Linked DNA regions of Homo sapiens: region 2 is linked to region 1. Evidence: read pairs that join two places in POLR2A ChIA-PET (ENCODE). Cell type or tissue: CD4-positive, alpha-beta T cell. All regions are shown on one strand. Each heading gives the region's core, and the rest is flanking DNA. Links, peaks and the distances in the headings are about the cores only.

The links. ChIA-PET counts read pairs that join two places held together with the same protein. Peaks named below come from ENCODE experiments on the same cell type or tissue, not always from the same donor. Only the 100,000 strongest peaks of a DNase experiment are listed, where the experiment ranks them.
Region 2: POLR2A ChIA-PET joins it to region 1 with 5 read pairs; 2 of 35 experiments call an interaction of 5 or more read pairs at or near these places.

What each region holds. Positions count from the first base shown.
Region 1 is chr9:93,059,653-93,069,748 of GRCh38, reverse strand. The region is part of intron 1 of SUSD3 (sushi domain containing 3); the gene reads right to left. Among named protein-coding and RNA genes, the nearest start is that of SUSD3, 6.0 kb to the right of the region's middle. RefSeq lists enhancers at 5,060-5,129, 5,160-5,369, 6,916-7,483, 8,874-8,923, 8,992-9,972 and 1 more. In CD4-positive, alpha-beta T cell, for the core only: no CTCF peak of the experiment used is centred there; DNase peaks (open chromatin) are centred at 5,168 and 5,645; H3K4me3 peaks cover 1,796 bases; H3K27ac peaks cover 2,500 bases.
Region 2 is chr9:92,881,069-92,891,164 of GRCh38, reverse strand. It overlaps the pseudogene SPATA31B2P. Among named protein-coding and RNA genes, the nearest start is that of ZNF484, 8.1 kb to the right of the region's middle. RefSeq lists enhancers at 1-44, 7,514-8,030, 8,031-8,548. In CD4-positive, alpha-beta T cell, for the core only: no CTCF peak of the experiment used is centred there; DNase peaks (open chromatin) are centred at 2,974 and 3,764.

The DNA of each region.
Region 1 (10,096 bases), core at 3,669-6,168:
ACATGATTTCGTATATATGTAGAAAAGCCTCAGAAATCCACTAAAAGCTATTATAAATAGAAATTAGTTCAGCAAGGTTGTAGAATACCAGGTCAACATACAGAAGTCAATGTATTTCTGTACAGTAGCAGTGAGCAAATTGAAAATTAAGAAAAACATTTTATACAACAGCATCAAAAAGAATAAATTAGTTATAAATTTAATAACAGAAGTGCAAAACACATACTCTGAAAACTACAAAACGTTGTTGAAAGAAATTAAAGACCTAAATAAATGGGAAAACATCCTATGCTCATGGATCAGAAGACTTAATATTGTTACGATGGCAACATATTATGGTAGTCCGTCCTTATCCTTGTTTTCACTTTCCATGGTTTCAGTTACCGGTGGTTCCACAATCAGAAAATAGTACCTCACAACAGTTGTGTTTTGGGCCATTATTAAGTGAAATGAGAGTTGCCTGAACACAAGCACTGCAGTATCAGGGGGTCTGATAACCCAGAGGGCTACTAAGTGACTGACAGCAATCCCAGGCGGGGTGGAGCGGGATGGGTGAGATTTCATCACAACACTCAGAGTGGCTCACAGTGTAAAACTTACAAATTATCTCTGGAATTTCCCATTCCATCACAAGGCCTATGTTTTTCATCTCACTTCATCTCATCATGTAGGCATTTTATCATCTCACATCATCGCAAGAAGGGTGAGTACCGTCTATTAAGATATTTAGAGAGAGAGAGACCACATTCACATTACTCTTATTATAATATATTGTTATAATTGGTATAACTTATTACTGGTTATCATTAATCTTTCACTCTGTTCAATTTATAAATTAAACTTATCATAGGTACATGTGTTTAGGGAAAAAACAACATATATAGTATCTGAAGTTTCAGGCATGCACTGAGGGGTCCTGGAATGTATCCCCCTTGGATACATTGTATCTACTATATTCACTGTATCTACTGTATTCATTGAATCTACTGTATTCTCCAAACTGATATACAGATTCAACAAAATCTCTATCAGAATCCAGCTGCTTTCTTTCCAGAAATCAACAAGCTGATCTTAAAGCTCATATGGAAATGCAAAAGACCTAGAATAGCCAAAACACTCTTGAAAAAGAACAAAGTTGGAGAGTTCACACTTGCCAATTTCAAAATGTATTACAAAGCTAGAGTAATCAAAACAGTGTGGTACTATCATGAGGACAGACATAAAGGCCAACAGAATAGAACTGAGAGTGCAGAGGTAAACCCTTACATTTATAGTCAAATGATTTTCAACAAGGGTACCAAGACAATTCAATGGGAAAGGAATAGTTTTTCAACAAACTGATGCTGGGACAACTGAAGCTGGACCCCTAGCTCATACCATATGCTAAAATTAACATGAATCAAAGACCTAAAAGTAAGAGCTAAAACTATGAAACTCTTAGAAGAAAACATAGGGAAAATCTTTGTAAACTTAGGCAATGGTTTCTTAGATCTAACACCAAAGACAAACACCAAAAGAAAAATAAAAACAGGACTTCATCAAAATGAAAAATGTTTGTGCTTTAAAGGACATTCAATAAAGTGAAAAGACAACTTACCAATAGGGAGAAAATACTTGCAAATCATGTATCTGATAAGAGGCATGTGTCTAGAACATATAAAGAATTATTACAATTCAATTAGAAGACAACAAAATTGAAAAATGGCCAAAGGATCTGAACAGACATTTCTCTGAAAAAGATAAGTTAGCAGCCAATAAGCACAAGAAGATTCTCAAAATTATTAACCTTCAGGGAAATACAAATCAAAACCACAAGGAAGTCTGTCAAAAAGATAGGCAATACCAATAGCTGGCTGGGCGCAGTGGCTCACGCCTGTAATCCCAGGACTTTGGGAGGCCGAGGTGGCTGGATCACTTGAGGTTAGGAGTTTGAGACCACCCTGGCCAACAGGGTGAAACTCTGTCTCGACTAAAACTACAAAAATTAGCCAGGCGTAGTGGTGGGCCCCTGTAATCCCAGCTACTTGAGAGGCTGAGGCAGGAGTATCACTTGAACCTGGGAGGCGGAGGTTGCAGTCAGCCGAGATCAGGCTACCGCACTCCAGCCTGGGACAGAGCAAGACTTCGTTTCAAGAAAAAAAAAAAAAAAAGACAGACAATACGAAGTGTTAGGAAAAATGTGGAGAAACTGGCACCTCAGAAGCTACTAGTTTGGGAACAGAATGGTGCAACAGCTTTGGAAAACTGTCCGGTGGTTTTTCACACAGTTAAGCACAGAATTACCACATGATCCAGTAATTCCACTGCTAGGTAATCAGCCAAGAGAAATGAAAATACCTGTCTACACAAAAATGGGTACACGAATGTTCACAGCAGCATTATTTGTAATGGCCAGAGAGCTGAAACACCTAAATGTCTGTCAACCAATAAGTGAATAAACAAAATGTGGTTTATCCACACCACAGAGTACTATTAAATCATCAAAAGGCATGAAGTGCTGATCCATGTTACAACATGGATAAACCTTGAAAACACTGTGTTAAGTGAAAGAAGTCAGACACAAAAGGTCACATGTCATATGATGACACTCATATGAAATGTCCAGAACAGGCAAATCCAGAGACAGAAAGCAGATTAGTGGCTGTCAGAAGCTGGGGGAAAGGGAAAACTGGGAGATGGCTGCTAAGGGGTATGGGATCTTCTTATGCAGTGATTAAAAACATTATAAAATTGACTGGAGTGGCTGGGTATGGTGGCTCACACCTGTAATCCCAGCACTTTGGGAGGCCAAGGCGGTCAGATCACCTGAGGTCAGGAGTTCCAGACCAGCCTGGCCAACACGGTGAAACCCCATCTCTACTAAGAATACAAAAATTAGCTGGGTGTGGTGGTGCACGCCTGTAATCCAGCTACTCAGGAGGCTGAGGCAGGGGAATCGCTTGAACCCGGGAGGCGGAGGTTGCAGTGAGCCAAGATTGTGCCACTGCACTCCAGCCAGGGCAACAGAGTGACTCCGTCTCAAAAAATAAAATAAAATAAAATAAAATTGACTGGAGTGATGGTAGCACATATCTGTGAATGTACAAAAGCTACTGAGTTCTATGATTTAAAAAGGTAAATTGTATGGTATGTGAATTATGGCCCAGTAAAGCTGTTTAAAAAATCAGGGGGAAAATATGTCAATTAAAGAAATACACATTTAAAACTGAAGATACTTGGCCGAGCACGGTGGCTCATACCTGTAATCCCAGCACTTTGGGAGGCTGAGGCAGGCGGATCATGAGGTCAGCAGTTTGAGACCCGCCTGACCAATATGGTGAAAACCTGTCTCTACTAAAAATACAAAAATTAGCTGGGCGTGGTGGCGTGCGCCTGTAGTTCCAGCTACTCAAGAGGCTGAGACAGAAGAATCCCTTGAACCTGGGAGGTGGAGGTTGCAGTGAACTGAGATCATGCCACTGCACTCCAACATGGGCGACAGAGGGAGACTCCATCTCCAAAAAAAGAAAAAGCAACTGAAGATACTTTTTTTGCTTCTTATCTCTGTCAGGGTTAAAAAGATCAGCCCTTCAGATTGAGGAGGCTGCAGAGGAGGGGTGCACAATTTCTAGGGGCGGTACACAGAGTGGGGAGGGCCTGAGGAGCTGCCCTGCCCTTCAGGGGGATGGAGGGCATGGTGGGCAGGACTGAGATCAGCAGGAGGCAGAACCTCCCAGGGATGCTGGGCGGATGACAGCTGACGCTGAGCATACCTGTGTGCCAGGTACAGCTCTAACCCCTGGCCTGGGCTATTTCCTATAACCCTGGGCTGACTCTCGCTGGCCTTGGGTCACCTAGCTCCCAGTGGCACAGCTAGGACTTGAATTCTGTCTCCAGGGTTGGGCTCTCCGTCAACTACCAAGCTCCATATCTGGAGACATCAGTGCAGGAATGAGTGAATGAATGAATGCAAGAACAAAGGAATGGAGGACTGGCAGCCTCACCTCACAGGCAAGAGTCGTGATCAGCACTCCCCAAGGGCCAGGGACCACTTTGCTTTTTCAGGATCTTGGGATCTGTATATGCACTGTCCTTCTGGCCAAGGAGGTGGCTATGGGATTCTGGAGCCCTGGCAGACACAGCAGGGCAGCCACGGGCTGGCCACGTGGCCCCCTCCCCAGGGCCGCCAGGCAGCCAACACTTCCCAGTCCTTAATTTAGAGCTGCGACTTCTGCATTCCTCTGTGGCTTCCCAGCCCACTGCGGCCCTTGCAGAGAGGAGGCCCCACCAGCCAGAGGTTTGGGAGTAGCCGTTGGCGGATGGGAGGAGAGGTTGGCGAGGGTGAGTGTGTCCAGCACCCACAACAGCGCCTGGTTGAGTGTCTGCCCAGTGAGAGGATGAATGGATGAACGTGAATTCATTCTTTAAAAATAAAACTAGAACTTCATTAGAATAATGAGATGCCTGGAGGGGTGGACCAAGGGATGGAGACAGATGTGAGAAAGCAGGCACAGCGAAATGCGAAGGGTGGAATCAAGCTGGTGCGTGTCCAGGCATAAAATTCTTTCAACTCTGCTGCACGTTCAAAAGAAAAATGCTGGCGGAAGACCTTGAGCATCCCCACTGCTGACATGTAACTGATCCCCTGGGCACATCCCCTTCCCACCCACCAGGGTCCCAGGGAAGGGGTGGCCATACCACTCCCCATCCAGGACCCAGACATTTAACCACTGCTGAGCGGTCTGGGCACTGGGCTGATCCCTAGGACTTATTCTACTGAGACTGTGTGTCACCGCGGGGACATAGCTTTCTCTCAAACAAGACGGATGTGACCGCCAGGGCCTCCCATGCACTCAAGGCAGCCAGGACCAGCTCTGGAGCCAGAGGACCTGGGTTTGAGGGTAGGCCCGGCCTTTCCAGAAGACCCCAGTCACTTCTCCACCCTGGGCCTGTGTCTCCACCTACAAATACCACAACAGGCAGGGTGGGGCGAGGACTGGATGAAATGATGATCATCCCAGCAAGGCCACCTCCACAGCTGACTTCCTCTAAGTGTGTTTTAGAAGGAGCAGCTCCTCCCCCTGCCCGCCCGTGTGTTGTGCTGAGCCCTGTGGGGAGCTCATGACTAGCCATGTCTGAGGTTGACCAGTCGGCTCTCACCTAGCTATGTCTGAGGTCGACCAAGGTCTTGTCTTGGTTCACACTTCATCTGCCAAAAGCCACATCCTGTGTTCTCAGCCGCCAGGTTCTGCTATAGTGAGGGCTCTTGTCCTCAGACAGCAACTGCAGGTGGTGGATTACATGTCACAGTGACAGGCATCAACAGCAGGCAAGCTGTTCCCAGCATCCCCTTCCCAGCATCCCCAGAGCCTGTCCTGCCTGCATCATTGAGCCTCACAGACGTGGGGGATAAAGGGTGAAGTCGGCTGGGTGCGGTGGCTCACGCCTGTACTCCCAGCACTTTGGGAGGCCAAGGTGGGCAGATCACAAGGTCAGGAGATCAAGACCATCCTGGCCAACATGGTGAAACCCTGTCTCTATTAAAAATACAAAAAGTAGCTAGGCGTGGCGGTGTGCACCTGTAGTCCCAGCTACTTAGGAGGCTGAGGCAGGAGAATTGCTTGAACCAGGAGGCAGAAGCCGCAGTGAGCCAAGATCACGGCACTGTACTCTAGCCTGGTTGACAAAGTGAGACTCTGTCTCAAAAAAAAAGGTGAAGTCACCACCCACAACCAAAGAAAGGGGACCAGCCAGCGAGGTAACACTGACCTACAAGAAGTCCGGGATGCGCCGTCAAATTAAAAACTCAAATAAAAGTATAGAACGATTTGGAATACAAGCCCAGTAAAACTGATGCCAGCCCAACTGTCCATGAGCAGAGAAGGATGGTGCCTGGTGGGGCTGGGGGGCCTTAAACGCAGTCCTGGCCTCAGACCCTGCATTTGTAGCCAGCTGACCAGAAGAAGGGTCTCATGCCCAGGTCCTAATGTAAGTGCACTGCTGGAATGGCTTTCCTTTATAAGTCAAGCAGAGGGTCTGGGGGAAGTAACTGGTAGGAGGGAGGGTAGGGTGAGTCCTTGCTCAAGGCTCACAGCCCTGACCTGCCTCCTCAGGGTGGCCAAGAGGTCCAACCTCCTTTAAGCCCTCAGCCAAGGGGGCACAGGGAGGCAAAGTCATGTTCCTGTGGCCTCTCTTGCTGCAGGGGCCACAGAAAGAGAAGCCACTGACCGGCAATGCCCCCTCTTAGCCCCCAGTTGGGTGGGCAGGCTTCCTGGAGGGCTAACCAGTAGGTTCCTGGGGTCTGATCCTGACAAGACCCATCCCAGCAGCAGGTCTTGGACCTGAATTTCTCACCTGGCTCAGCCTCAACTTCCCCGTCTGCAAAACTGGTGACTTGCCCGCCTGGGGTCTGGGAAGAGCAGGACTGCCCTATGGAGATCTTGGAGCAGGATCTGGTGCACAGGATCACTCCCTAGGTCAGGGCTTGAGCAGCCCAGGACATGAGCCCTACTGGGGCCCTGGGCCTCAATCCCCAAGGTCCATGGAACACAGGGAAACTTCAGCCCTTAGCCCTTGATCCCCAAGGTCTGCAGCATACAGGGGACCTTCAACCCTCCAGGCCCCAGTGGGGTCTCCTGTACTCCTTTCCTGAGCCTGGGAGGCCAGGAAACACTTTCTCTGGGCTGGCTCCATTTTCCAGATGAGGAAACTGAGGCCCACAAACCTGCCCAAGGCCCCTGGCTGCATGATGGCAGTGCCAAGAGTAGGAGGCTGGACTCCTGTCCCCTTGGGGTAGCCCTTTCCATAGGATTCACAGCGAACTCACAGCCAGGATTCCGTAGGATTCACAGCGAACTCACAGCCAGGATGGGGCAGGCAGGCAGCACAGTGCCAGGAGCTATGGTCTACAAAGTCTCTACCTGCACCCAACTCCCAGGGACATTCCAAGAAATCACCAAGGCATGAGGATGGAGCTGGTGGATCACCCTTGTCTCTAACCACCGCACAGCCAAGTCCTGCTCACACAGAGACTCCCGGACTCCCAGGGGACCCAGGGCCACCCCTCACTGACCTCCTGAGCCCCTCCCCATGCCTGATGCATGAGAGGCAGATCCCATCTGTCCCCTGTCCCCTCCCCTGCTTCAAATACTCATGAACTCCCAGCTGCCTGCAGATGGCCCTCCTGTGCCTCACCCCTGCAGAGGACCCCACACCCCAGCTGTCTTTGAGGATGTCTGTTCCCTAAAGCTGGAGGCAGAGGCCTTGCCTCTCTGGATCCGTCCTGCCCTCCAGCCCCATCCTACCCACCTGCTGTTCCCCAGCCCATGGTTGTGGCTGCCCTTGGTCTGCCAGCCTAGTGCTGGGGCATTTCTTACCTGGCACCCTTTAGATCCCTTTGCATGTAAATCTTAAAGAAGAGGGAAAAACAACAGAAAACGGATTTGATGCAAACAAGATACAAAATAAAAACACACGAGGCCCTGCCTGGCCCTCCCACGGCTCAGGGGCAGGTGGAGAGGACCAATGGGTACCTCAGGGCCACACCTGTGTGATGCCTGAGCGGCCCTCAGCCCACATGCCGCGCCTGCGCCTCTGCCTGGCCACCTGCTGCAGCTGCGCTTCCTCCCTCCCTGGCCTTATGTACGGAGGGGGCCAAGCCTGACCGGGTGGATTCTCATCCTCCCAGCCTGTGAGGCCAGCCGGGCGTCTGAGAACAATCCGTACTTGTTAATCTTTTATCTGGAACCTTGGACCTCAGGTCGGCCCCTCCATCCTCCCTCCTGGGATTCGCCACACAGCCCCTATAACCTGACCTCGCCTGCTGTGGGATTAAGTAACTATGTTCCCTTTTATGCTGGCTGAGGCTGTGGGAGAGAGTGACAGAGGCAGGCTGCTGAACCCAGTCTCACCTAGACTCGATCCCCACCTGCCAGTGAGTCCCTGTGTGACCTCAATCTGGGTCTCAGTTCCCCCAAATGTGAAACAGGAACCTTCAGGAGGAATTTCTCAGAGTTTAAAGGGGGTGACTTTTGCACACAGAGGTGCTTTGAGAACAGGACCCCCAAGACCCTGGCAGTGGGGACAGGCCTGGCCCCAACACTACATGTGGGTGTCCCACAGCCCTGGCTGTGTGTCTTCAGGTAAGTCACTTGCCCTCTCTGAGCCCATCTCCACATGGAGGGTGAGCACAGGCTTCAGAGCCACTTCTGCCTTCCATCTCCAGGCTGAGCAGCAGGGTGGCCTCAGGATGTGGAAAGCACACAATCCTCCATAAAAGAGCTGGGCTAATTCCAAATGAGGAACATGTACTCCCACATCCCTGGTGGAAAACCGAGGGTCCGGGAACCTATGCCTTCTACCAGCAGCTCTTTCGATGCCAATGGGTGGCAGGAGGCCATAGCCAGGCATCACAGGGTGTGTCTGCCTTGCTTTGATTTACACATGCATTCACGGGGTCTCAGTTTCTCCTCTGTAAAATGGACACAGTCCAGTTCTGGGGCAGGAGTTCAGGGGTGAAGCCAAGAAGGCACCAGCAGAGCATGCCTCCTGCTACCCCCTCTCCAGGCCCTTCCTCCAAGGCCCTTCCACGGATGCCAGGGGGGTTACCTACAGCCACTGGAACCCTGCTTTCCTGGACAATCTCCCAGATCAGGGAGTGCTGGGGCTGACCTGGGAGCAGGGCCAGGGGCCAGTCATACAACAAACATGATAAACTCCTACTCTGAGCTAGTCTCCCCCGCGCCCTGCCCTTCTCCCAGGGCGCTCATGGGAGATGAGGGAAGACCACTTCCTGCCTCTCAGGAAGATCAGTCTGTCCACACTACTGTGCTCTTCATATCTACTCTAGGAAAACCAGTGGTAATGGCCCCATTTTAAAGATGGTGGGAAAAACACACATCCCCGTGCTATGTTTTTGGTTTTTGTTTTGTTTTGAGACAGAATCTCGCTCTGTTGCCCAGGGTGGAGTGCAGTGAGGTGATCACAGCTCACTGTAGCCTCGAACTCTGGACGAAAGCAATCCTTCCACCTTTCAGCCTCCCGAATAGCTGGGACTACAGGCGCATGCCACCATGCTCAGCTAATTTTTTTTTTGCATTTTTTGTAGATACGGGGTCTTGCTATGTTACCCAGGTTGGTTTCGAGCTCCTGGACTCAAGCAATCCGCCCACCTCAGCCTCCCAAAGTGTGGGATTAGAGGCATGAGCCACCACTCCTGGTCAGTGGTGTTTTAGTGTCAAATCCTCTCCAAAGGCTCCCAACCCCCCAGCCTCTAACTTCACAGCACATTTCACAGAGCAAGAAACTGAGGTCACATGGCAGGGGAGTGATGGAGTCCAGATGATGGCATCATCCCTGCACCAGAACAAGTACCCTCCCTGGGCTCCACTGGGCCTGTCCACAAGCTTGGGGGCAGGTATACAGTGGGGAAACTGGGGCACATGGGGAAACTGAGGCACAGAGGTACAGCGACTCACCCCAGGTCACAGGGGGGATCCTAACCCAAAACTCCAACAAGGGGGCCAGTGCCTGGGAAGTGGTCATGGTGGTCAGAGGCAGAGCCAGGGCCAGGCAGGATGAACAAGAGCACAGGGTGCCAGACTAAGCTCCATTCCCAGCACAAATTCCAAGGCAAACAGCCTTTTGTATGCAAATATGCCAGAGCCTCCAGATACTCCCTGGCCTTGGGCTGACCTTGGGCAAGTCAAGGCTATCCAAAGGGCACTGGCACCCACGCCCCCAGGCTGTTGTGCCAGTAGAAGGGGCTCCTCAGGTAGTACCAGGCCCTGGGCAGGCCTTGCTCAAACACAGGAGCAAAAGTGCTCATCACCCCAACACCAAATTAGGGACTCTGGACATTAGGCTGCCAGAGTCAAACTAAATAAACCAAATCCACCAGCGCCAGGAACAAGTCTCAGCGCCCACTTTGCTGAGCTGCGGACCTCTGCTCGGTGAATTAGCTCCCTGAGCCGCAGTTTCCCCAACTGTGAGAGGAAGCCATTCTCCTGCCACCTTCCTGCCAGTTCCCTGGGGCTGCAGGCTGACAGTGTGACCTGGTCCAGCCCACCCCACTCCGGGCCTCAGCTTCCTCCTGCGCAGAGCCTTAGCCCCGCAACGC
Region 2 (10,096 bases), core at 2,635-5,134, 180 kb after region 1:
ATTTAAAAAATTTGCAGCCTAGCCAAATGGTCAAAAAGAAAAGCTGATTTTCAGGAGGAAAATTAGGGAACATTTAGAGTATTTGCATAAAAAAGAGCCCAGTGCAAATAGCCAAGTCAATGGGGAAAAGGCCTTGAAGGCATTTCAGAGACCTTTGCAGCAACTCTTGCTGTCACAGGCCCTGCGGCCTAGAAGAGAAAAATGGTTTCCTGGGCCAGCTCCATGGCCTCCCTGCTGTGTGCATCCTCAGGACACTGCTGCCTGCATCCGTGCAGCTCCAGCTCCAGCCATGGCTGAAAGATGCACAGGTACAGCTTGGGTCACTGCTTCAGAAGTGGCTCCAAGCTTTGATGGCTTCCACATAGTGTTAAGCCAGCAAGTGCACAGAGCAAGAGACTAGAGGCTTGGGAGCCTGCGTCTAGACTCCAGAGGATGTACAGAAAAGCCTGGGTGTCCAGGCGGAAGCCTTTCCAAGAGGTAGAGCCTCATGGAAAGTTTTACTAAGGCAGCAAAGAATGGACATATTGGATTGAAGCCCTCACACAGGGAGGCACCATCCTCCAAACCCCAGATTCATAGACCCACCAACAGCTTACCCCCTCTCTGTGGAAAAGCTACAGGCACTCAACACCAGCGCTGTCCATGAGGGCAGCAGTGGGGACTGATCACTGCAAACCCACAGGTGCATATCTGCCCAAAGCCTTGGGAACCCAGCCCTCACACCCCTGTGCCATGGATGTGGGACAAGGATTCCAAAAGGATGATTTTGGAGCTGTAGGATTGAATGACTGGCCTGCTGCATTTTGGACGTTCATGTATCCTGTGAGTCCCATCAGTGTTTGTTTTTCTTTCAGGCAATTTTTCTTCTATTGGCTGGGAATGCTTACCCATTGCCTGTACAATCATTGTACCTTGGAAGTAGTTAACTTGCTTTATAATTCAGAGGCTTATGGGCAGAAGGGACTGTATCCTTGTCTCAGATAAAACTTTGGGCTTTGGACATTTGCTGGAATGAGTTAAGATTTGGGGGACTGTAGGGAAGGCACCATTGTATTTTGCAATGTGAGAAAGACATGAGATTTGAGTGGGCAGGGACAGAATAATATGACTTGGCTCTGTGTCCCACTAATGTGGAACTATAACGGGAAATGTTAAAGGTGGGGGCTGGTGGAAGGTGATTTAATCATGGTGGAGAGTGGAGGTTGGAAGGTGGGGGTGTCAGGGAGAATTGGGGGGAATTATGGTGGCATTGGGGGTGAAAGACAGGGGTGGGGGCAGATCCTTCACAAATGGTTAAATACCATCTCCTTAATGCTGTCCTTCTGATAGTTCTCGTCATAATTTCGTAGCTGTGAGATTGAATACTGGTCTGCTGGGTTTTGGATGTGCATTGGGCCTGTGGTCCCATTTGTGTTATTTTTCTGGGAAATTTCTTCCCTTTGGATTAAGAAAGCTTACCCAATGTCTGTACCATCGTTGTACCTTGAAAGAAAAGAACTCCGTTTTAACTTCAGGGACTCATAGGCAGAAGATACTGTAGCCTTGTCTCGGATGAGACTTTGAACTTTTTATAGTTGAGTTAGTGCTGGAATGAGTTAAGGCTTTTGGAAACTTTTGAAAAGGCATGATTGTATTTTACCCTGTGAGAAGAACCTGAGATTCAGAAGGGTCAAGGTCGGAATAATATGGTTTGGCTGTGTTTTGCTAGAAAAACTCATGTGAAATTGTAATCCCAAATTTGGGTGGTGAAGCCTGGTGGGAGGTGATTTAATCATGAATGGGAGGAGGGTGGGGGTGTAAGGAGAAAGGGGTGGGGAGGGTGGGGAGGAGTAGCCTGGCCGTAGTGTGGTGGGAGGCTGGTGGGTAGTAGGAAGGGGGAGTAACCTGCTGCAGAGGCAGAGGCTCATGGGAAACCTCTACTAGAACAGTGCACCTGTGGCTTTGCCGGCTTTAGCCCTCATGGATGCTTTCATGGGCTGGGCTGGTGTTAAGTGCCTGTACCTTTTCCATACTGAGGGTGTGGGTTGTTGGTGGGTCTATGTCTCTAGGATGATGGCCTGCTGCATGGGGCCTTCAAGCCCATATGTTCCTTCTGCACTGCCCTAGTAGAGGTATTCCAAGTGGCTCTGCCTCTGCATCAGTTTTCTGCCTGGAAACAGTTGGGGGTGGAGGTGAGTGGGGTGGTGGATCATTCACCAATGGTTAAGCACCTTCTTCTTGATGCTGACCTTGTGATACTGAGTTCTCATGAGATCTGGTTGTATAACAGGGTATGATATCTCTTTCCTCTCTGTCTTGCTCCTACTCCTGCCATATGAAACATTTTATTGCTGCTTGTCCTTCTGGTATGATGGGGAGGCTTCCTGAGTTAGTTAGCCTAGCCAACTAAATCCCTTTTGTTATGATCATACAGAAAATTAGTACTGCGAAGTGAAGCTATGAAATGCCTTCAATGACTTTTCCCCACCGTGTTCTCTGTTAACACTGGTCTTCTTTTTAATGCAAATATCTGAAGTCTTCTTGAAGTTTGCTCTGAAAATGGCCTTTTTTCCTTCTACATTGCCAGGCTGTGACAAAGATAGCTGAAAATATAAAAGCAGGTTCAGAAGTGGCTAACAGCCAGAGGGTGGAGAGTTTGGAGGACTTGGAAGAAGACAGGAAGATGAGGGAAAGTTTGGACCATTGTAGAGACTTGTTAAACAGTTGTGATTAAAATGCTGACAGAAAGAGGGACAGTGAAGGCCCTCATTGTTGCACCGGACACTTTTCAAGGTCTGTTGATCAATTTCTCTGTCTCTGATGGGACAACTCTGGCTCTTGAGGGTGGCTTGCTGACTGCTGGCTGCATAGCTCAGCATTCTGCTGTGTTCTGAGTAGAAGGGGTGCCTGTGGTTGCAGGGAAATCCACAGACTGGGGCTTGAAACTGCTGTTGGTGCTGATTTACCTTCGAGGCATGGCGCACATGGCAAAGTGGTATTTTCTCCTCCAGTATCTGTCCAACTGCTGTCATGAGCCGCTGAGCTTCAGCACTGCTGCTGTACATGCATGATCAGTTTTTTACTGGCTTTTGGCTCTCAGCAGTGACTGGTGCTGGCTTGCTTTTTTTCTCTGATAAAAACCTCTGAAAAAATTGCTTGATGTTTTCTCCAAAGTGGCTTATTGAAGGAGGCTGTTTCTTTGATGGCAGTAGCTGGATGCCTTCATTCTGATGGGTGTGTTCTGTCTTCCGTCTTCCTGCCCGGGGTAAGTTGAGGAGTCCTCAGTCCTTGAAACATTTCTTCATGTTTTTCTAAGTTGGGCTTCCTAGGGTTCTCCCTCTTGTGAGTAGGGGGAAACATTGGCCTTTGGCTCTGGCATGAACCTTGACAGTTTGGGTTCCTGGGCTCCTTGTGCCCCTGCCCCGGGTTGCTCCTTCTGGCTGCCATGAGGTCACGTAGCTCCTGGGAAGCCCGCATGTTCCCAGTAGGCGTGCTCTGGAGATGGCTCTGGGGCACTTGAGAAGCCAAATTCTCTGAAGCATGGGGCACAACAGATGCTTGCCCATCTGGAAGGAACACAACAGCGGCAGAAACTTGAGGCTGGGTCTCTGACTTCGTGGCCATTCCAGGCTCAAATTCACTAACAACCTCCTCCCTAAGACACAGCTTTCTTGGATCTTGGGAGACAGACATTCTAGGGAGGAGAGAGCTTTTGCTGGCCCCTGGAGCCTCGAAACCACGCACATCCTCACTTGTGGTTTGGATGTTTGCCAACATACAGGTTGCCAAGGGGACTCTGGGTTGTGGCACTGCCTCCCTGGTCTCTCCCGCCCTTGAAGATTGGGCTCCTAAGCTCCTGCTCTGCTGGGTGCTGCCTGTGAGGCTGTATGTGAGGGGCTTAGATGGCCACCTGCCCTCCTGTCCAGCTGTAGGAGCCTTCAAGGACCCATGATCATTCCAAGATGGGATCCTTCGTGGGGCCCTCTGGAACTGCTTACATGCAGGTGAGGAGGCCTGAAGCCTCTCTGGCATGTGAACAGATGCTTTGGTCAGCACCTGCTTTCTCAGACTTGCCATTGGTGGCTTTCTAAGGAACGTGGCCACCTCAACTTTTGAGCCAGCCCCAGATTCACAGGTGGCTGAGGAGGGACCGGCAAGCTGTGTATTGCACAAGGATGAAACCAGTTTAAAGCACTGAATGGGCTTGAGGACCCTGAGGGGTGGACCCCACCTGTGTTTGGCCCAAAACCTCAAAATGTGGGCTCCCAGCACCTGTTGAGTACATGGCTCAAGGAAGGAAAGCACCTGGGCTGTGTTCACACAGGCTTTCCCACTTTTGGGGGGTGCTAGATTGCTGGTTTTCATGTGGGTGTTGGACACGGGAAGAGCCTGGTTGACAGCAAGCCAGGATCGATGCATACTCACGGGGATCAAGCCCTCGTTGGTCTGGCCCAACCTCTTACCCATGTGGGCTTTCAGGATGTTTTCTATATGATTCCTGTCCGTGAGTCTTAATAAATCCCTACCGAGTCACTCCTCAAGGGCTTCCTCAAGTTCCTTTCTGACTCTTCAGAGGTCACCCCCAGAGTCTTCCCTGGGAAGCTTTCTATGCCCCTGGATAGATTTTGCGGGGCCTCACCCAGAATTTGCCCCAGATGTGGGCACAGGTCCCTCTCTAGCTGGAACTTCACCTTCTGTGCCTCCTTGCTGCTTTCACCTGTGGACATGGAGGACTGCCAGGACCTGGGTTTGCCCTTCGCCTGACTTTTCCCTGGCAATTCATCCCAAAGCTGCATCAGATCCAGAGACTCTTGAATCTTGCCCTGGTGTTGAATGAACCACTTTTCAATATGTTGCTCTGGAGTTCAGGACTGACTGGAAAGTTCTCAGGCAGAATGGGTGTCCCCTTTCCTGGGGAAGGTTAGGAGTGGAGACACTAAAGATGTCCTGAGATTTTTGGACCCTAGGGGGTAAAGCCAACCCACCTTATAGTTGTTTCCTCAACAAAGGCCATTCAGGGTGCTGAGTTTCAGGTAGGGAGAGAGCTTGCACTTTATTCTGCGACGCAGGGCAAGCTACTCCAGTGTTCTTCATCGGGGATGGAAAAGCAGGAGATAGGACTGGGAAAGAGGATTGAAGATGGGCCTGAGCCATAGGTGTGGGCCGGAATTGGGGTGTGGATGAAATAAAGGGTTGGGACTCAGGCCCCAGATGGGACAGGGGCTGGGCCTGGAAAAGCAGTGGGGACATTGTAGTCTCCCTTTGAATTGGGCAGACATTGGACATTTCATTGATGTAAGGATGTAAGACCCTTACATACAGTCAGTGACCCAGGCATTAGCCACCAGAGATTCACTGTGCAGAGAGGGGAGGCCCCAGAAAAGCTGGCTATAATTCTTCTGAAAACTTTCCTGCAAGAGCCTAGGATCTGAGAGCTTCTGAGGACTGGGCAGCTATTTTGAGTTCTCTCCCATGTTCCAGAAGGGTTTTGGGCTTGTGGTGTCCTGCTCAGCATCCAGTGATTTAACCAAATTCCCCAAAGCATTCAAGTGCTTTTGTGGGCTGTTTTGGAAATCGTCCATCATTTTCTTTTTCCTCTCAAATGTTGATTTCTGTGACTTGTATCCCCACGACATCCTGGCCATCAGAGCTGAGCAAAAATGGTCTACCAGCTTCCATCTGACAGGTCTCTGGTGGGTGGCGGGAAAGATGATCTTGCTGGACTGACGAATTGAAGACGCACCAGGTTCTGGTAGTCTCCTGCCACCAGGAGAAGGCAGAAACTTGACTATTTGAGCCGCCAAGACCTGAGATGGCTGGGACAGAAGCTGCCAAATCCTCACGTGGAGTCAAGCTTTGAGGGACAGTGTCCAGTGGAAGTGCCACTGAGTCACAGTTAGATGGAGTTATCAGAGTGGAGTCCCACAGGGGAGGAGCAGTGAAGCCTTTTGGAGGAGGCGGAGAGCAGGCCAGAGGATCAGGAGTGCGTGGTGGGTGAGGGAAAAGTGCAGGTGGCTCGGGTGAGGGATGTTCTAGGAGAAGGGAAGGTTCTGGTGGCTGGGAGGCACTTAGGGAGGAGACTGAGGTGGTCATTGGGCCTGGTGGTGGGGTGGAGGCCAGATCCTGAGGATGCTTGGTTCAAGGATCCGGGGAAGCTAACAGGGAGAGAATGGGAGCAGCATCTTCTATAGGCTCATGAGAGGACCGGGAGGCTCCATCAGGTGCTCTTTTGCCCACCTCACCTGGGGAGTCTGGACCGGAGAGCTGACCAAAGTCACCTTTTTCAAGGTGTGGCCCTAGGAGGCTGCAGGAGACAGGAGGCACAAGCTGCAGCCAGGAGCAGGTGGATTCGGAGGTCAGAGTGGGCGCTCGGGCCACAGCCCCTCCACCACCCCACACCCTGACTGCCCAATTCTCCTGCTACCCCTTGCCCCAGGCCTTTACTCTCATCCTCTGTCCCCCTGGTCTCCCCATCCCAGGTCAGCTCCAGGCTGCCTATGGCCCTGAGGTCGCATCCCAGCCCTGGTAGGAAGGATGCAGGGAAGGGGAAGTGCCTCACCTCTGCAGTTGTGAAAGCAGGTCCCAAGTCTCCTCCAGGCCTCTCAGGCACTCTCTACAAGCTGGAAATCAGACCGGGTTAGGGCAGTGAGGGAGGGGCCTGGGATCTCACAGGAGGCTGAGTGTATGTTTCTTCAGGGAAGACCATGGGGAATTAGACCCTGGAACCCACCCATCTGTGTCCAAAGCCACATGGCCCCGATGGTAATAGCAAGGCATGGAGGACAGGGCTTTGTCATTCACAAAGGGCTTCCACAAACAGGCCCCCCACCCCCATAGTCCTCACAACTGCCCTGTGTGGAGAAAGGACTGGGGTGGTCTCAAAGAGGAATCAGCCTTAGCAGAGTTGAACAGCTGTTCCCAGGGAGCGGGAGGCCCCCTCAACCCCCTCCGCATCCAGGCAGGCATTGGTCTCCCCAGAACACACACACTGCCCCCTGCTGGGTAACGCTCAGTCCCTGGCCCACCATGGCTTCATTCCGGCATGGAATCTGAGAAGGACCCGGGGTTCTGATTTCCTTCCTAGGAGCCCCCACCTCAGGCTTCTTCAACTGACTTCTTCAGAGTCAGTTCCCTCAGGGACAGACGAGATCAAATTAACTCTAGTGTGCCCTGGCAGAGCCTTACCTCTGAAGACTGTGGTTTTTCATCCTGCCTCTGGGCATCCCCCTCTGCCCTACTGGACACTGGGAGACAAGATGACGCGAGGAGACAAGATGACACTGGGAGACAAGAAATGGCGAGGAGCTAGGACCGGCTCTCCCTCTCCACCCCCAGCCCAGCCGCAGCACTCTGCACTCATGAACCGCATGGCTCTCTCTGTCTTGCTCAGGGAGCTCTGTGTGCTTCCTCCCATTCATGTTTAAATGGATGATAAACTGCTTTTCTTCTTAGAAAAACAGGAAGAGGGGGCCAGGCACGGTGGCTCATGCCTATAATCCGAGCACTTTGTGAGGCCGAGGTGGGTGGATCACCTGAGGTCAGGAGTTTGAGACCAGCCTGGCCATGGTGGAACCCTGTCTCTACTAAAAATACAAAAACTAGCCAGGTGTGGTGGCGGGCACCTGTAATCCCCAGCTACTCAGGACGCTAAGACAGGAGAATAGCTTGAACTCTGGAAGCAAAGGTTGCAGTGAGCAGATATCGCTCCATTTCACTGCAGCCTGCGCAACAGAGTGAGACTCCATCTCAAAAAATAAAATAAAATAAAATAAATAAAAATAACACACACACACACACAGACACACACAGAGGGATTTTCAATATGAGGTCCACCATGGACGCCATCAGTCCCTGTTCCTCTGCTCCTGGAACACCCAGGCTCAGGCCCACAGGCACCACTGAGCTGTCAGGTAGGATTCTGCTTCCCAGGAGACAAGAGGAGATGCCAGGCCCCGGTGGGAGGCCCTTGGGGGCCCAGCACAGGCCCCATATCACCCCACACAGAGGAGGTTGGGCCCCAAGCCACCTGCCCCAGGAAGGGGCTGATGAGCCAGGGCTTAGGGCCTGGCCTCGGACAGAGACCTCCCCTGTCTCATGACCAGAGACCTCCCCCGTCTCATGACCATTCCTGGCCGCTGAGCCCACGGGTTTGATTTTGCCTTCACGCCTCCTGCGCTCCCCAACAGATGGACTGAGGGCTTGGGATGGAAATCCCTGTACACAATCTACCCCTACCAACCCCTGGCTGCCCTGCCTCTCCCTGGAAGCATGATGTTCCGGTCTCTCCTGAGACTTCCCATCGCAGAAGTCCCTCCACTGGATTTGGAAAAGTGGAACTAATAATAAAAAGGAAGGAGAGAATCAAGCTCTGTGGGTCTGGACTGAGGGCTCCTTACCTTTCTCTTCCCAGGCGATGGTGAGGGTGGATCGTCACAATGGAGGTAAGATAAGTAGGGGAGTAATAGGAAGAAGAACCCCAGGGCAAACACCAAGGTGAGGAAGATATCCAACACCCATGGTGTGGAGCTGGGGGTGTTTAGCGATGAGGGACTAAGTAATTTTAGAGGAAAGGGAAGATTCTCCATGTGAATAGGTGCATTGCTTTCAAGCAACTGAGCTCTGGGCATCCCCGTGGAGGCTAGGGACTGGGGCCCAGGCCTGCATCACAGAGCTGGGCCTTCACATCACAAAGGGCTCCTTTGTTGGGGAGGGGCAGTAGGAGGGGGAGACCGAAGCACAGCCCCTCCCCACCCCCCAAGCCGGGGATCCCTCCACCTTCCCACCTTCCAGATCTCTCCTTCCCGCTAAGTTTTGTCAGTGATAGAACTCAGCCAATTTTCTATTCTTTCTCCCTGGAACACATATTACCTGGTTCCTTTTATCTGTTGGAGTTGGTGGCTTGAGGTTACCTATTTTATGGCCCTTGAAAATCTGAAGTTGACTCTGAAATTTTGGCTATGTACCAGGGATTTTTATTCTCAGAATCTCATTTGTCCTCAACTCCAGCTTTCCCACACAATGTTTTTGTCTTATATCAATCCAGGGACAAAATGTAAAGTTCTTTTACTCTTATTTAGTTTTGCAAATTTTGAATAGTAAGTTTTAAAAAAATTATTTCTATCTCACTTTCCTTTTTTTTTTTTTTTTTTTTTTTTTTTGAGGAGTCTCTCTCTGTCGCCCAGGCTGGAGTGCAGTGGCCTGATCTCGGCTCACTGCAAGCTCCACATCCCGGGTTCAAGCCATTCTCCTGTCTCAGCCTTCTGAGTAGCTGGGACTACAGGCGTCCGCCGCCACCACGCCTGACTAATTTCTTTTTGTATTTTTAGTAGAGACGGGGTTTCCCCGTGTTAGCCAGGATGGTCTTGATCTCCTGACCTCGTGATCCGCCCGCCTCTGCCTCCCAAAGTGCTGGGATTACAGGCGTGAGCCACTGCGCCCAGCCTTCTATCTCACTTTCAATCAAAGGGACCTACCCACATACAATTAAGATTTTTTTAAATTCTATTTATGTACTTATGTGTTTATTTTAAGTTCAGGGGTACATGTGCAGGACATGCAGTTTTCCTTTTTTTTTTTTGAGACAGAGTCTCACTCTGTCGCCCAGGCTGGAGTGCAGTGGCGCGCTCTTGGCTCACTGCAAGCTCTGCCTCCTGGGTTCACGCCATTCTCCTGCCTCAGCCTCCGGAGTAGCTGGGACTACAGGCATCTGCCACCGTGCCTGGCTAATTTTTTGTATTTTTAGTAGAAACGGGGTTTCACCGTGTTAGCCAGGATGGTCTGGATCTCCTGACCTCGTGATCCGCCCGCCTTGGCCTCCTAAAGTGCTGAGATTACAGGCATGAGCCACCGCATGGGGCCTGCTGTCTTATTTTAACGTCTCTCTGGGCTTGATAATTTAAAAGGACTGACATTCCTCTGATAAAAGTTATTTTATTTTCTCATTTTCCATCAATATATCCTGTTCAGTGAAATATCTGTTCATGCCTTTAGCCCATTTTCTAATTGGATTGTTTTTCCTTGTTGTTGTTGTTGACTTTTGAAAACTTTAAACAATATTCTAGATATGACCTCTTTGTCAGATATGGTTTATCAGGTGTGGTTTGCAGTTTTCTCCCAG